Regions from separate parts of the Homo sapiens genome. Here region 2 is linked to region 1. Evidence: chromatin loops called from intact Hi-C (ENCODE). Cell type or tissue: heart left ventricle. All regions are shown on one strand. Each heading gives the region's core, and the rest is flanking DNA. Links, peaks and the distances in the headings are about the cores only. Region 1 has its middle 130 kb from the start of LINC02907. Region 2 has its middle 41 kb from the start of LINC02907.

The links. A loop is a pair of places that touch in the nucleus more often than their neighbours do. Peaks named below come from ENCODE experiments on the same cell type or tissue, not always from the same donor. Only the 100,000 strongest peaks of a DNase experiment are listed, where the experiment ranks them.
Region 2: it touches region 1 in a loop (2.8-fold over the local background); 2 of 110 quality-filtered maps call a loop at or near these places.

The regions. Positions count from the first base shown.
Region 1 is chr9:135,214,307-135,217,211 of GRCh38, reverse strand. No RefSeq gene overlaps it. Among named protein-coding and RNA genes, the nearest start is that of LINC02907, 130 kb to the left of the region's middle. In heart left ventricle, for the core only: no CTCF peak of the experiment used is centred there; a DNase peak (open chromatin) is centred at 1,591; H3K27me3 peaks cover 915 bases.
Region 2 is chr9:135,300,808-135,303,712 of GRCh38, reverse strand. No RefSeq gene overlaps it. Among named protein-coding and RNA genes, the nearest start is that of LINC02907, 41 kb to the left of the region's middle. In heart left ventricle, for the core only: no CTCF peak of the experiment used is centred there; no DNase peak of the experiment used is centred there; H3K27me3 peaks cover 2,366 bases.

The sequences.
Region 1 (2,905 bases), core at 184-2,683:
GCTGACAGCACCTCTGAATGATGCTTTACAAGCCTGGAAGTGTAGGGCCTGGCTACCTCCCATGAGAACAGATAGGAGCAGAGTTAAGTGCTTTTGCAAAAGCCTGAGGTCCTGCCAAGACCAGGCAGCCCCGGAAGGCACGCGCCGCCCTTCGAATCGTGTGTGTTTGGGGAGATTTTTAGGCCATTGGAAAGGCCATCTGTACCTTATCACGTTTTCCTCCTTGTCTTCTATGTGTTGATTCCAATGTGTCCCACGTTTCAGTGCTTTTTCTCTGTGTTGTGAAATGTCACTGGAAAACCAGGCTCCAGATGCACCCCCTTCCCCCTCCTCACTCACACTCACTCTCCTTCCCACGAGGGCTGCCAGATTTAGCAAGAACGAAACAAAACAATGCCAAACAGTGCTGGATGCCCAGTTATATTCGCATTTCAGAGAAACAATATATATATTTTTGTACAACTATGTCCCGTGCAATATTTGGGACAAACTTACATCAACACAATGATTTGTTGTTTATTTGAACTTCAGACTCTACAGGGTGTCAGGCCATATATCTGGCAACCCCATTCCCAGCCCACACTCCCCCAACACAGTCTAGGATCCTATTAAGCCACTGTGTCTTGCTGGCTACCTACCAGCATGGGCAGCCATGGCTTCTTCCCCAGACCCTGATGTGGGGCTCCTGGGCCCCAAGGGAAGGGAAGCTGGAATCAGGCAGAGCCTGTGTGCAGAGTGCGGTCCCGGGGTCAGGGCACCAGTTTCAGTAGCTTCTGAAAAGGGTCTGTGGCTCACAAGAAGAATAACCACAGGGGGGCCTGAGGATGACCAGGGTGTGGACAGGTGGACAGTGGCCCGAAGTCCCCACGCTGCCTTGGCCTTACTCCTTGGGCCACATTGTAGGAGAGGCCTGAGGGCAAGCACATCAGGCACTTGGCCTCCTAAACCCGGCGGTAACGTCCTTGTGGAGGTTGACATGGGGGCCGTATTCCCTGCTTGGGGCTACCCTGTCCCTATTAAAAGGTCTGAGCCGGGGGCTCCAGCACCCAGGAGATCAGTAGGTCTGAGACCATCATTCCTGATGGGGAAACTGAGGCCAGTTTCCTGAGGGGAGCCTGACGTGTGTGTGGGAGGGGAGTGTGAGTGGACAGCAGGTCTCTGGCCTTGGGCGACCAGGACCCACCAAGGTGGAGAGTCCTGTCCAGCCGGGCTTCGGTGCCATCCTCAGTAACCACAGGGGGAAGGCCCAGGCTGGGGAACTCCAACACCTGGGGCTCGTGCTGGGCTCTCAGCCAAGCGCCGAGGCTGCTGTGGCTCCCGGGTTCTCTCCCTCTCCTCTCTGGCCACTCCCTTGCATCACAGAGAGCTTGGTACCTGTGTGTAGGAAGCTTCAGACTCAGACGGAGCTGGGTTCAAGCCCAGGCTTTGCTGCTACTGTGCATGTCCTGAGGCTGCTGCGCTAACCCTCACTCGGTTCAGAGCTGAAAACGATGCAGACGTGTTGTCTCACAGCTCTGCAGGGCAGAAGTCCAAAATAAACCACACTGGGCTGCAGTCCAGGTGTCCACAGGGCTGGCTCCTTCTGGAGGCTCAGGGGAGGGTCCGCTTCCAGCTTCCAGAGGCTGCCTGCAACCCTTCCTCCTCACGCTGCTGTCTCCCTGCCGCTCCCTGGCCTGCCTCTCTCCTCCACTCTTAAGGACTCTTATGATCCCCCTGGGCTCACGTTCTCTCTCTCAAGCGACCTTAATTCCATCTGGAAACATAACTCCCCCTTACCATGTAAAGTAAAATACCCACGGGGTCCCGATATTAGAATGTGGGGTTGCTGTGGGTGATTTTTTCTGTTGCTCACGGGTCAGTGATACCAGTAGGTCAGTGTTTTGTTTCTGTTTTTGTTTTGAGACGGAATCTCGCTCTGTCGCCCAGGCTGGAGTGCAGTGGCGCGATCTCGGCTCACTGCAAGCTCCACCTCCCGTGTCCACGCCATTCTCCTGCCTCAGCCTCCCTAGTAGCTGGGAGTACAGGCGACTGCCACCACGCCCGGCTAATTTTTTTGTATTTTTAGTAGAGACGGGGTTTCACCGTGTTAGCCAGGATGGTCTCCATCTCCTGACCTCGTGATCCGCCTGCCTCGGCCTCCCAAAGTGTTGGGATTACAGGCATGAGCCACCGCACACGGCCAGTAGGTCAGTGTTTAACCTCTTAGAGCCTCAGTTTCCAATTCTGTAGAATGGGGGCAGGGTGATACCCACCCGGCAGGATTCTGGGGTCAGTGGGAACAAGACTGTAAGTCAGGCACACAGCTGCTGGCCTGGAAAAGGTGCTGGATCCGGGGAAGTCACTGCGAGTGGCAACAGGAATGCCGGGAGGCCAGAGCCTGCTGCTCACGACAATCAGGGGTGGTATTGGAGAGGGAGTGCATGTTTTGGGGTGAGGAAAGGGCTGTTGGAGGACGCTGGAGCCCCCAGACCTGCATTCAGTTCTACACTTGGAATGGGGGTGGGGGGACTTTGTTTTTTTTCAGGGCCCAAATGATCAGGCCAAAGGCTCCAATTTCCTGTCCTCCTGGCTTCATCCCACATGTCAACCAAAGGCCCTTTTTATTTGCCACAGAAGACATTTAGCTCTCCGGAGTGGCAATGTACCCAGCGGCCTCAGGCTTCCTCCCACCCCAAGATGCTGCCCAGATCTGAACGTCCCCGGCAGGCAGCTCACCAGTCAATGCTGCCGACTCTATTTGTCAGGAGCAAAATGGCCTCAGCACGTTCGCTGACCGCCAGTGACTCCCAGCAGTACTCAGAGCCCTTTGCCCCGGGGGGCTTCCAAAGCTCTAAATAGCTGCTCATTCTTCTGGGAAGCAGAGCCGGGTGAGGGTGCTTGTCTGTGCAGCTGCAGGCCTGCCCTA
Region 2 (2,905 bases), core at 159-2,658, 87 kb before region 1:
AGAGGCTGCATGGGGAAAGGTGAGTAGCCGCCGCCTAACACACCTCCCACCTCCCATTCAATCTCATGTGGGCTGTCTGAGGGACTGGGGATTTTAAAATATATAATTGGAAAGTTATTAGCAATTGACTTCCAATAAATTCATGTGAGGGGAGCCAGGGCCAATCAGGAAATTTCAGCCCATTTAGGCTAAAACACAGAGTTGGATCCTGAGTGTCTGGGCATGTGCGTGGGAAGAGTGAGGAGGTGGGAGGGGCTGAGATTTTAGGTGCAGAGCTGATTGTATCCAGACAGGCAGGGCTGTGGTTTCTGTTTCACTTTGTGTTCTGCAGACAAAGGCAACAGTAATAGTTATATCCTTTTAAACAGCAATTTGCAGTCGGTAATATCCTTTCCCCAGTCCGTCCTCACCTGACCCTCAAAACAGCCTTGGATGGAGGGGAAATGGTCCCACTCCCCAGGCTAGAGCTGCAGAAGGCCAGGGCGCTCCCTGCCGTGAGGGCCAGACATGGCTTGGAGCCCCACCGGTCCAGCTCCCGGCACCATGAGAACTTGCTGGAGCGGGGGGCATCTGAGAGTGAGTGTGTGTCCGGGAACATCCTACTTCTTTTCCCTCGAGTACGACACGCCCACTCTTGGAAGATTAGGAAGTAAAACATGATCTAGATGAGGGCATCAGTTAGCATCTCATCATCCTTCCTGGTTCACGCCAACCTTCCCGGCTTCTGTGTGTGTCTGCGACCTGCTTGTCTGGGAGCACCGTTCGGGGCACCTTTCCCTGGGGACAGCTGAGGTGGTGGAGCCACGTCAGCTGGGTGAGGGCTTCTTCGGGTGCTGAGTCCTAATCAGCGTCATCAGCCCCTGCATAAGCAGCTTCAGGGCTTTCACTCGGTCACTGCTGAGATGAACATCTTTGGGTCCCTGTAGCATTAGATCCTCAGGACACACGTTCGTGAAGTGCAATGGCCAGGCAACAGGGTGCTCCATTTGTACAGCTTTTCATTCATTGCTGGGGTGTCGGGCTCCTAGCAGCAGGTCCAGCCCAGTCCCCACAAGGAATGGCCCCTGCAGACCCCAAGTGCCAGCTCCAGGACTGGTGTGAGGGGAGCCCAGCTGCCTTGCCAGAGCCCCCTGCCCTCCTATCTTTGGGACATTTGCTCATCTGTGGCTGAGGGATGTTGTGTTCCCGCTGAGGGTGCTTGCCCACCAGGCACAGATGTAGAGAAGAGAGGAGAGGAGGCCCCTGAGTCCGGAGTCTGAGCAGGGATTCCAGGTGTTCCTCTGCTCTGGGTGGCAGCAGAGTGGGCGGCCGGCTTGCCAAGGCTTCAGGACAACCACGTCCGACAGGGAGTGGAGGGGAGGGGACAGGATTGACGTTCACAATCACGAGAAATGAAGATGTTGGCGGCTGCCTTTGCTGGCTCTGAGATGCCATTGCCTTCATTGAGGGACCGACTATTTTGATTCAGGCTAATGCTGCTGATGGGCGGGGTCTCCACTGAGAGCTGACTTATCTGGAGACCTTGCCCTGAGCCCCCAGGAGGGTGAGGGCCCCTCCTCAGTGCTCCCCGGGGAGACCCTGACCACCCAGTTCTGCGTGGAGTGGGGGAACCTGGACCCTGCCTCTGCCCCCAGAGAGGAAGGAGTGCCAGGCCTGCCACCTGCTCCGTGTCTGAGGGGAGCACAGGGGCCAGCAGGTGAGGCTCCCACCGAAGCAGTCCTGTGGGGAGGAGCAGGAGGCCTGGTGGATTCCACGTGCAGCTGGTCGGGCTCCCCGGACGTGTTTGAGACGGCAGCTGGTGTGCATATCTTCCAACCCAGCGAGGCATAGTGAGCCGGCCCCACGCTCCCGCCCAACAGTGACCAACAGGCCCCACGCTCCCGCCCAACAGGCCGTGAGCTCCTGTGGTGTCGTCAGGGTCCGAGAAGCCTGATTCGGGAATTCTGCCTGTCGTGAGCGGCCCTGAGAATTCACACAGTCAGTGGCCTCACTCCTCACCTCGACTTTTCATTCAACCAACACATCCAGTACCCGCCGTGCCCTGTACCGCCCCCCTCCGCCTCCTATCGTCCCGGGAGACTAGAGGTCACTTCCCTGCTTTACCCAGGAAAGAACCAGAATGCAGGTCTCTATGCCCACGGCCGTGCAGCGCCACGACCTCACAGGGCCTCCCGGGGCAGTCCCATGTGGGAGCCCAAGAAGGTGGGCATTGCGTTGAGCTGGGAGATCTCTGAACCCTGGAGAGTTCCCCAAAGCAGTGTTTTCTGATGGGACATACCCGGCTCCAGGAAGTCACCCCTGCCAACCTGCCTCAGGGTCTGAGGTGGTGACTGATCTCAGGGGCTCAGGTCAGGGGCAGGGGCAGGTGCAGGAGGCGGTGGAGGGGGAGAGGGGCAGTTTGAGCTCGAGGACCCGCCCCTGGGACTCTCTCACCTCTAGCTGCACAGAGTTGAAGAAGCTGCCCCACGGTGCAGAGTGACCAGGAAGTCTCGTTGATTTCTTGCCTTCCACAGGGGGACTCTAGCTGGCAACTTTGCTCAGGGACCCGGATTTTGGATTTTTACTTTATACACACCAGCCAGGGTGGAGTGTGGGCTTCTTTGGGACTTTTGACTTGAGGCAGAGTCTCCCATTCTGACTGGGGGCTGCTGTTTGAGACAGCTGGAGGCTGGGTGGATTAGCTGCTCACTCAGCTGATTCTCCTCCTCCTTCGAGACGCAGGGCCCTGATCTAGCTCACGCCCCATGGCTCCCTGAGGAGGTGGCAGACACCTGGAGACACAGGGAGAGGGAGAAAGGAAAGAAACCAGGCATGGGTGGAGCCTCCGCCTTGAGCGTCTGCCCACACCTGCGGGTGGTGCCAATTCCAGCCAGGAAATGCTTCTCCCAGCCTCCCCTCACCCAGG